2 separate regions of the Homo sapiens genome follow, and region 1 is linked to region 2. A link is a loop called in an ENCODE intact Hi-C map of the cell type or tissue named here. Cell type or tissue: spleen. All regions are shown on one strand. Links, peaks and the distances in the headings refer to the core of each region. The heading gives the core; the rest is flanking DNA.

Region 1 (5,365 bases), core at 215-5,214, 140 kb after region 2:
TAGGACAGAACAGGCTTAGAGGGGACTGCAATGTGCCCAAGGATGAAGTTAATCAGGGGTAGGGGTGGAGCTAGCCTAGAAACCTTTGTTCTTTGCTTCTTACCCACACCTGAATCTTCTGAGCTCCTAGCCAGAGAGGAAGCAGGATTCCAACTTCCACTTCCTCCCACTCCTGGAAAGGGAGAAGGGGATGAGGGGAGAGCTGGAGGGCAGAGCTCAAGGAGGGCTGGGGTGGGGTGGCCTTCTGTCTGAACCCCAAACCCCTGCCTTGAGCCTATCTGATTCTGCCACCCCCACCCCTGTGCACAAAACCCCCCAGGACAGAGCTGCTGATTTCACTGTTTGTACCTCTTCTTCTAGAGAAACCTCTTCTCCCCTCCCCAATCCCACATTGAGGCCCTGCTAAGATTTTGGGAGAGGTGATCACAGGTGTCCATGAGGTGGGCTAGCCTAGGGATGGCGAATTCAGTTGGGCTCACTTCCTGAGCCCCTTAGAGTGTGCTAGGTCCTGTCCAAAATGCTAGAGCTGCCCATTCACTGACACCCAGCCCTCCGTGTCCACCAAGCTAGAAGGATGGGCCGCCATCTAGCCACGGCCCAGCAAAACCCACAGAAATGACCCACAGGCATCCATCCAGGCCAGCTCCTGAAATGCTCCTCTCTCCACACAGCTGTGGATCATGCCTGCCTTCGGGGCCCGCCCTCATTTCAGCAACACAGTGGAGGTGGATTTCTACGGCTACTCCCTCTGGGCGGTCATCGTCAACATCTGCCTCCCTTTCGGCATCTTCTACCGCATGCACGCTGTGTCCAGCCTGCTGGAGGTCTACGTGCTGTCCTGAGGCCTCCAACAGAGGCATGGGGGGCAGGAAGAGGGGGCTCAGCTCATGTGCCCACTCAGACACCCTCTGGGAATGAATCCCAGCTGGTGCCATATGACAGCCCATTTCCTTCTGGTCCCAGAGTGGAATTTTCACAAAAGTTATTTTTCCAGGTTCAATTTTTAAATCACAGTCAGGACAGGCCCATCCACCCCAGTATGACCGTGGGGCATGAGGTGACTGGGGAAGGGAGACCTCTCCTGGCAGCATTTCTAGGACCCAACAAGATCTGGAGGTGCCGGCTCTGGTTCCATCTCTAATCCCCTGCTGTGGCCTGGCCAGTGTACTGCCCGGAGCTGGAAACCAATAAACCTGTGATTTGCCCCCATCCCCACTGTTTGTCTCTGTTGTCCCGTCTGAGGTGGTCACAGGAGAGGATCTTGGGAGTCAGAGCGGGAAGGGCCCCTGGAGATTTTCAGGTCTCAAGTTTTGCAGTGTGTGAGCAAAATCCAAATGACAGACTAGCTACAGGGTGGGTAACTGGAGTTCCCAAACTGCCATCTTCCTCTTCCCTTTATCTCCAGGTGGCATATACATATAATCTTTTTTTTTTTTTTTTTTTGAGAGAGTGTCTCACCTTTTTGCCCAGGCTGGAGTGCAGATAGATCACTGCAACCTTAACCTCCTGGACTCAAGAGACCCCCCCACTTCAGCCTCCTGAGTAGCTGGAACTACAGCTACTACTGCCACCACGCCTGGCTAAATTGTGTGTGTGTGTGTGTGTGTGTGTGTGTGTGTGGAGATGAGGGTCTCATTGTGTTGCCCAGTCTGGTCTTGAACTCCTGGGCTCAAGTGATCCTCCCCCCTCAGCCTCCCAAAGTGCTGGGATTACAGGCATGAGCCACAGCACTCAACCTAATCATTTTCTTTGTGTGTGTCCCATGACAGAAGAAAGTTTAGGAAGCAGTGACCTAGTCTAATGTCTGCATTTTACAAAGAAGGAAGCTGAGGCCCAGAGAGGTAAAGTGACTTGCCCAAGGTCACACACCTGCAAAAAATCCAGAGCCTTTCTGCTAAGAACAATAATTTTCAAACTTTGTTTTCAAGCAGAACATTTTTCCCTTCAAATAAAATATTACAGGAACACAAGTTTATAACATAGATATAGGCTGTGTGCAGTGCCTCACGCTTGTAATCCCAGCACTTTGGGAGGCCGAGGCAGGCAGATCACTTGAGGTCAGGAGTTCGAGACCAGCCTGGCCAACATGGCGAAACTCTGTTTCTACTAAAAAATACAAAAAGTAGCCGGGCATGGTGGCGTGCGCCTGTAATCCCAGCTACTCAGGAGGCTGAGGCAGGAGAATCACTTGAACCCAGGAGGCAAAGGTTGCAGTGAGCCGAGATCATGCCACTGCACTCCAGCCTGTCTAAAACAAAAACAAAAACAAACAAACAAAAAAGATATAAACAAGGCAGTTCTAATTTAAAAGGAGTTGGGAGTCTCAGATCCTCACCACTTGACTTCCCCCTGCCCCAGGAGGTCCCCGAGGAGTTTCCCCTAAGCCCTAGGGTTTCTACTCTACAAAGGGTATAGAGATGCTTAGGAGGGAAGACAGCAGAGAGATGGGAAGGAGGCTCCACAGTTAGAAGAGTGAAAGGTGGTGGTGAGCATGCAGAGGCAGAGGGAGGGGAAGGGCTGGGAGAGGGAGGGCTGGGCGGGACCCATGGAGCAGATGGCATTTGGGGGAGATCATGGGAACAGCAGCACTGGGAGCTCAGGGGACTTTGAGGAAAGTGTGCCTGGACCCTGTCAGCAGAAGGAGGTGAGTAGTTCTCAGAGGCCGCAGGTGGAGCTGAGGAGGCCTCCTCCCCTGTCAGAATGGGGCTGTGCTCCAACTCTCCCCACCAAGTTCAGGTTTGACTTAAGGGAAACACAGGGTCCTGCTAGGCGGCCTCCAGGCCTGGGGCTAGGTAGGGTACAGGAAAAAGCGACTCCAGGCCTGGAGGGAGGGCGTCCATTCCCAGCTTGATCACCAAAGGAAAACGAGGCCTGAATTCCGCAAGCTCTTTACTGCGGACCTAAGAACACTGCACCCCTCTCCACCCCATCCGAGGGCGGGCTGCGAGTTGGAGACCCTGCAGGCCCGCGCCTGCACAGCCCTCAGCCCCGCCCGCTTGTCCAGCTGCCTCGCAATTGGCTGCACCCTCTGGGTCCGAGCCCCCGGGAGGGTAATTAACGAGGGATTAATGAGATTTCCAAAGTCAACAGAAAAATCGATGGGCCGCGGAGCCCGAGCGGCGGCTGCGCAGTCCCGCTGGGGGAGGGCGTCGCGGGCATCGGTCTCACCTGGACGGACGATCCGCTCAGCGCCCGCAGTCGGTGGTTAGCCCACGGCGATGCCTCTCCCGGCCTCAGGTAAGCCCGGAGCGCCGGCGGAACTTTCCCAGCTTGCGCACCCCAGACACTGGCACATACTACCCACCCCCCCAAAAGGGGGGTTCACAAGTAGGGGCTGCAGGGATTGGAACGGGAAAGCGGGGTGACTGTGGAGAGGTGAACTCCCTTTAATCTGAGGCCGGCCCCTCCACCCGCCCCGCAACCCGCGCTCCGCGCCCCTACTCCTTTCCGTGGACCCGGGGAGCACAGAGGGCCTCAGGGCGCGACTCCTCCCGGCCGGGTCCACACAGCAGAAAGCGCGGAGGCCTGGGGTGTGAGGTTGGTTGGGGCTGTCTGGACGCCCGGTCTGGGGCACGCAGGAAGCGGCTGCCCCGGCCCCGCAGTCCCTAAAATGGCTCGGAAGGAAATCCCGAGGGCGCCCGCACTCAGCAGCCTCCTCGGAGCCGGCCCTGCGCTGCTGGGCCGGGCGCCGGGCCCGACGGCTCCGCGGCTTTCATCGCCAATCCAGCCGAGACCCACAAACCAGTCCAGTGTCCCGGCCCTCCCTTGGACTGGCGTCGCGCCCAGGGGCGTGCCAGGGGGCGGCAGAGTACTGCTTGTCAGTTCCAGGTGCCCTTGCCCCAGCCTTCTGCCCGAGACCCCTAAATGCCCACTCCTGCCCCCTGCCCAGCCCGGGACCAAATTCGCTCCTTTGAAGGCTCACGCCAGCGGCCTTTGGAGGGCTGGACTTCAGGGTGGGAGACGGGGGATACTGTCAGGGCAAAGACCCCAGAGGAAGGGAACCTGGAACCTTGTCCCCCAGTGTCCCCTCCAGGCCTCCAGTCTGAATAAAATTCACCCTTGAAATTTCACCAGTAATCCCGACCCTTCCCAGCTCTCCAGGACCTCAAAAGAACTGGAAGGAAATGCAGAGATAGCCAACACTGAGTTTTCCAGGTGCCAGGCATTGCCGGCATTACTCTCTGCCCGTGCTTCGTGCATGTATTAAATCATGTCATTCTGACAAAGCCCCTATTCGGCATTCATCACCCCCCCACCCTTTTTTTTTTTTTTTTTTTGAGACAGGGTCTAACTCTGTCCCTCAGGCTGGAGTTCACTGTGGCGATCACAGCTCACTGCAGCCTCAGCCTCCCAGGCTGAAGCAATCCTCCCACATCAGCCTCCCGAGTAGCTGGGACTACAGGTGCATGCCACTACACCTGGCTAATTGTTTGGTATTTTTTGTAGAGACAGGGTTTTGCCATGTTCCCCAGGCTGGTCTCCAACTCCTGGGCTCAAGGGATCCGCTCACCTCAGCCTCCCAAAGTGCTGGAATTACAGGCGTGAGCCACTGCAGCCAGCCTCGTTCCGGAAGTCTTTATTGAGCATCTACTATGCACCAGCTACTATTCCATAGTTGTATATCAGTTTTGCAGATGACAACACTCAGGCACAGAGTCTAAGTAGCTCTCTGTAGTAGTCTCAGTAGTCTAAGATGACAGAGGTAATAAGTGCTGGAATCTGAGCACTTGATCATTAATCTACCCTGCTTGGGGGCTGGAGGAGAGGGTGCAGGTTTTGGGGAAGGTGAAGTAGAGCAGTTACAGTTGGGATATATGGAGCAGGGAGACATCCCGGTGAGCCCCAGCCTTGCTCAATTTGGGTGGGGGAGCTTAGGAGGGAAAGATAAAGATCATCGGGAGTCTCCTCCCCAGCCAGCCCGGAAAGAGTTTAATGGGAAGGGTCTCTGTCCACAGCTCTGGTGCTGAAAATTTCCCAAAAGATGCCAGAGTCAGTGGGCAATCACTGGGTGAATGTCACATCTGCACTAGGTTTGGGGGGTCCAAGTTAAGCAGGACCCGGTCTCTGTCCTGGAGGAGTTTCAGGACTTAATGGGAGCCAGCCACACCCACAGCACACCAAACAGGGCACACCTCTCAATAGAGGGGAGTGGCCCCAGCAAAGTAGCACCAGAAGGCTTAGGCAGAGAGGAAGGCTTTCCAGGTGGGTGGGGAGGATGGGCGAGTGGTGGGGGAGGCAGAAAGAAGAGCAGTGTCCAGGAGGGATGGCAGGAGGCAGGAGACCATGGGAGAAACGCAGAACTTTCTACCTGGGCCTGGGTTGGTGTGGGAGGCAGGTGCCTTGAGTACGGCAGGGGTGGTGGGAC
Region 2 (5,365 bases), core at 134-5,133:
TGCCACTTTCCCGTCTCAGCCTCAGGCCCTCCTACCCACACCCGCACCCAGCTCAGCTGTTTGAAATCTTTGTACCCAGGAACTGTGTTGTCACTTCTTCCCGAGTGCGTCTCTGCCACCTCTAATGGGGCAGCATAGCTGTGCTGAGAGCTTCCTAAAGATACAGATACCCTGCAGAAGGAAAGAACACAGGGGCCGGTGGGGGGGCTCACACCTGTAATCCCAGCACTTTGGGAGGCCAAGGCGGGCAGATCACTTGAAGTCAGGAGTTCAAGATCAGCCTGGCCAACATGGTGAAACCTCATCTCTACTAAAAATGCAAAAATTAGCCTGGCATGATGATGTGTGCCTGTAATCGCAGCTACTCAGGAGGCTGAGGCACAAGAATTGCGTGAATCGGGGAGGTGAAGGTTGCAGTGAGCTGAGATTGTGCCACTGCACTCCATCCTGGGCAACAGACTGAGATAACATGAAGTGGCAAGCATTTCAAAAAAAAAAAAAAAAAAGAGGCCGGGCACAGTGGCTCATGCCTGCAATCCCAGCACTTTGGGAGGCCGAGGTGGGTGGATCACCTGAGGTCAGGAGTTCAAGACCAGCCTGACTAACATGGTGAAACCCCATCTCTACTAAAAATACAAAATTAGCCGGCCGTGGTGGCAAGTGCCTGTAATCTCAGCTACTCGGGAGGCTGAGGCAGGAGAATCACTTGAACCTGGGAGGCAGAGGTTGCAGTGAGTTGAGATCACACCATTGCACTCCAGCCCAGGCAACAAGAGCAAAACTTCGTCTCAAAAAAAAAAAAAAAAAAAAAAGGAAGCAGGTTTGCCATTGTCCTAGGGCTTTTCTGTAGAGTTCCATGCTCTTTTTTTTTCCTTTCTCTCTTTCTTTTTTGTTTTTTTGTTTTTTTGTTTTTTTGAGACAGGGTCTTCGCTCTGTCACCCAGGCTGGAGTGCAGTGTTGCAATCACGGCTCACTGCAGCCTCGATCTCCTGGGCTCAGGTGATCCTCCCATCTCAGCCTCCCAGGTAGCTAGGACTACAGGCACATGACACCACACCTGGCTAACATTCTGTACTTTTTTGATGTGCTCCTTTCTTTTCCCTTGTTTTCCTCCCTCCTCCTCGTCCATCCTACTGGCTCCCAGGAGGAGGAAGATGACGACTCCTCCACAGCCTCAGACAGCGATGTTCTCATCCGGGACAACTACGAGCGGGCAGAGAAGCGGCCCATCCTGTCTGTGCGTAAGTCTTGGGGTTCTCGCGGGCCCGCACTTCCCTCCGGGCCACAGGGTTCCCTTTCTTCATGGAGAGGGCCCTGGAGAGGCTCCCCGCAGATTCTGGCATTTCCTGCCCCTGGGTTCTGAGGCAGGCCCTGTGGTAGACTCAAAAGAGCACAGGGTTTCAGTCCTGGGCACAGGCCTGGCCCCTGCTGGCTTGGCCACTACTCAGATTTGCAGCTTGGTAAGTTCCTTGACCTGTGCACCTCAGTTTCCCCCCATACCCCTTCCTGTTACTGAGATGATTAAATGCCTGGTTCCTTGCCTGGTGCACCCTGGAAGCTCAAGTAGATGTCGTTCTGTGGCATCTCTTCTTCCTCCTGCCTTGTGCCCTCATGTTCATACATGCCCCTGCCTTGCTGTCTCCTCCCTGGTCGGCTGGGTTAGGCTCTGACGCCTGCTCTCCCTTTCACCCCAGCAGGAGCATCTCTGAATTCCCTTAAAAAAAAAAAAAAAAAAAAGACTGTGTTAAACCATGTCAAGCAGGAAACATTAGGAAAAGTTTTCTCGAGTTTGGACACTTGGGGATTTCATGGTTTAGATAATTCAGTGAGGTCCTCACCACCCTCTGAAGCTCTCCACGTGAAGAACCACTTCCTCTTCCTTGTTCTTTTGGCTCTGCAGAGAGACGTGGATCTCCCAACCCGTTTGAAATCACAGACCGGGTGGAAATGGGACAAATGGCCTCCATGTTCTTCAATAAAGGTAGAAGTTCTTTTGGGGGTGGGGTGTGGGGAAACGGGGAGCTGGTGCTTCCCTGCAGGCCTGCACCCTTGTAATGAGGGCTCCACCCTGACAGCCAGACCATGGGGCAGAGCAGGTGGTAGAGCTGCTCCCTCAGCACCTGAGAAGCCACCTTGCTGACCTGTTTTCCTGGATTCCTCCCTGTCTGCGGGCATTAAAAACAAAGAGGCCGCTTCTCTAGCGGAAGTCAGGAACCCCAGGCAGCTACTCCAGCCAGGGTCAGGAACCCCAGGCAGCTACTCCAGTGAGGGTCAGGAACCCCAGGCAGCTACTCCAGCGGAGGTCAGGAACCCCAGGCAGCTACTCCAGTGAGGTTCAGGAACCCCAGGCAGCTACTCCAGTGAGGGTCAGGAACCCCAGGCAGCTACTCCAGTGGAGGTCAGGAACCTGAGGCAGCTACAAAATAAGCTTTTTCCTTTTCCTGCAAAGGAAGTTGATGGAGGCCGGTTGATGGTTTTGCACCTCCTGCTTGATTGCCTCTGACCTTGCCCTCTTCTGGCCGATTCTGTCTAGAATAACACCTTCTGACAGCGCTAGAATCTGCTATGCGCACGCCTGGGCGTGGCTTCCCAGTGGCCGGCAGAGGGCGCTAGGAGCCCACACCCAGGCTTGCTGAGTGAGACCGGAGCCCTGAAGTGTGCTGGTGAACCTGCTCCTTCCTGGGATCTGGCTGCAACCATAAGGGAGCCACCCAACTCTGGGGTTGAGTTGTTGGGTGTGCCAGCGACATCTTATATCTCCATGGCAAATCTGGTTCTTTTGGAAGATGAGCTATTTAAGAGTTTAGTGGGCCGGGCACGGTGGCTAACTCCTGTAATCCCAGCACTTTGGGAGGCCGAGGCAGGCGGCTCACGAGGTGAGGAGATCGAGACCATCCTGGCTAACACGGTGAAACCCTGTCTCTACTAAAAATACAAAAAATTAGCCGGGCATGGTGGCAGGCGCCTGTAGTCCCAGCTACTCGGGAGGCTGAGGCAGGAGAATGGCATGAATCCTGGAGGCGGAGCTTGCAGTGAGCCAAGATCGCGCCACTGCACTCCAGCCTGGGCTACAGAGCGAGACTCCGTCTCAAAAAAAAAAAAAAGAATTTAATGGCCAGGCATGGTGGCTTATGCCTATAATCCCAGCACTTTGGGAGGCCGAGGCAGGCGGATCACTTGAGACCAGGAGTTGGAGACCAGCCTGGCCAACATGGTGAAACCCCATCTCAAGTAAAAATATGAAAATTAGCTGGGCGTGGTGGTGCACACCTGTGGTCCCAGCTACTCCAGAGGCTGAAGCACAAGAATCACTTGAACCTGGGAGGCGGAGGTTGCAGTGAGCCGAGATCACACCACTGCCCTCCAGTCTGGGCTGCAGAGTAGGACCTTGTCTCAAAAAAAAAAGAAAACCAGAAAAAAGAGTTTAGTTTTTAATGCCCAGACCTGTTTATTTCCATTTCATTGAGAGTCAGTCACATTCTCAGTTCATCCTTCCCCTTGCAACTGTCTTCGAAGATTTTCTGCCCCTTTGTCAAAGCCCCGTTTGTCGAGTGGGCTGCCCTACCAGTTCTTTCTAGTCTTAAATGTGGCTGCACTTAACTTAGAGCCGGGGGGACTGTAGGAACTAGAATCTCTTTGACTGCTTTTTAGGACGTTAAGCATTTAGGCAGGGCGATGTGATTATCAGCCAAAGGCCGCCCTAGGGCCTGGTTCACCCTCCCTGCTGGACCGGCCTCACAGAGGGATTTCAGAATTCAGCAAAACCAACTGGTCAGGTTCAGCCCGCATCTGTGCTTCTCCTTTGTTCCATTTCCATCCCTCCCGTCTCACCAGCCTGAGCAAGCATAAGCGTTTCCTCCTGGCAGCAACGCAAAGTCCCCTTCCAAATGCAAGCTTTAAAATAAAGTGCACATTGGAAGGAAGACGCATGCTTTTAAACCTCCTTTCTCATTTTCATGTTGTGCAGTCTGCCCTGATTTCTTTAAGAATTCTAGCAAACAGCAGTTTTGCCTTTTTTGCCCCCCACTACAGACTAGACTCTTAATTTGCCCAAATCTAATGGAAAATAAAGACATTGTCTGAGACCAGCCTCACACTTAAAGGGAGTCTCCTCTACCCTGGAGTTTCTCAAGCTCAGTCCTGTTGATGTTTGGGCTGGGGAATTCCTCCTTGTGGGCCTGTTCTGTGTGTGGTAGGGTGCTGAGCAGCATCCCTAGCCTCTGCCTGCTGGTTGCCAGTAGCACCTCCTACTTATGACAGTCAAAACTGTCCTCAGACATTGTCACATGTTCCCAGCAGGGTCTGGGAGGCAAAATCACCCCAGCTGAAAACCTCCGCTGTGCTCCATTCCTGATTCACAGACTGCCAGATTGTCATCTTCACCCTTGGTGGGGCTGCCTCCTCTATAGGAGGCTCCCTTAGGGTCCCAGCTCATTTCTTATAATCAGAAATGCGGGCCTAGCCATTGATGTCTTCTCAGGAAGTTCATTGATCCCTTATTTTGTGTCTAGTAATGAAGTTTATTGACCAGGGAGGGCCAATGGCAGTTTATAAACAGAGCTGATGCCAGAGACCATTGGCAGGTGGAGGAAAGGCTGGGAGTGGGGCGGGGGACAATGCGTCCCCTCAGAGCAGAAAACAAGCTGGAGTGCAGGCTGTACCTGGAGCCTGGGCCTGAGTGACAGGCCAACCCCAGAGGCCACTAAGCTTGGACGTCAGGCTATCTCTGACATGTCAGGGAAGGACATGCCATATTCAAAAAGTGAGTGCCGAGGCCTCTTGGGTCCCCTTGAGGATCACGTTTTCTTAGTCTTTTCCCCCCCAGGCTCCTAGGAACAGAGCTGACCTCACATGGCCCAGGAATAACATGTCCTAGGCTTTCCGTTGGGTACCCTGCAGGCTCTTCTGAGCCACCAGGATTAAAAGGGAACTGTCACTTCATTTTTCTTTATGTTCTCAGAGAAGCCAGCAGCTTGAGACCAGTGACATCAAAAACGTGAGCCTCAGTCTGAGCAAGGGTGGAGACTGGTTGTCTGAGCAGTAACCCTTAGGTCATAGGGCCCTGCCACTCTTTTCAGAGCCCTTGCACCTGGCCTTTCTAGCTGGAATCATTTATGGAAGATGGCCCAGGTGGAATTCTTCTCACCCTTACGGGTTTGGAGACGTTCATGGACTTACTGGGGTCCTGAAACAAGTCTGATGGAATTAGGACTAGAGCCCTGTGTTCCCAACTTCTCGTTCAGCCTCCTGCTGGAGTGAGAGGGGACAAACGTCACCTCTGCAGCAGAAGTGTCAGTATCACACACCATCCAGAGTCAGCATTGTCCCTTGGGAGTGCTTCCCGTAAGAAGGAAAGGGGGCCTGT

Evidence for each region. Hi-C counts contacts between places; a loop is a spot of excess contacts. Peaks named below come from ENCODE experiments on the same cell type or tissue, not always from the same donor. Only the 100,000 strongest peaks of a DNase experiment are listed, where the experiment ranks them.
Region 1: a loop joins it to region 2, with 2.5 times the contacts of the local background. A loop is called at or near these places in 1 of 110 quality-filtered maps.

Annotation. Positions count from the first base shown.
Region 1 is chr17:74,932,704-74,938,068 of GRCh38, forward strand. It overlaps OTOP2 (otopetrin 2), which reads left to right. Exons shown (of 7, transcript NM_178160.3): 7 at 672-1,209. The coding sequence ends at 842. OTOP3 (otopetrin 3) reads left to right here and starts at 3,195. Exons shown (of 7, transcript NM_001272005.2): 1 at 3,195-3,237. The coding sequence starts at 3,219. In spleen, for the core only: a CTCF peak has its summit at 3,102; no DNase peak of the experiment used is centred there; H3K4me3 peaks cover 990 bases; H3K27me3 peaks cover 4,543 bases.
Region 2 is chr17:74,789,056-74,794,420 of GRCh38, forward strand. It overlaps SLC38A12 (solute carrier family 38 member 12), which reads left to right. Exons shown (of 10, transcript NM_017728.4): 5 at 1,145-1,241; 6 at 1,901-1,981. Among named protein-coding and RNA genes, the nearest start is that of SLC38A12, 15 kb to the left of the region's middle. In spleen, for the core only: a CTCF peak has its summit at 2,586 (motif pointing right); a DNase peak (open chromatin) is centred at 2,596; H3K27ac peaks cover 299 bases.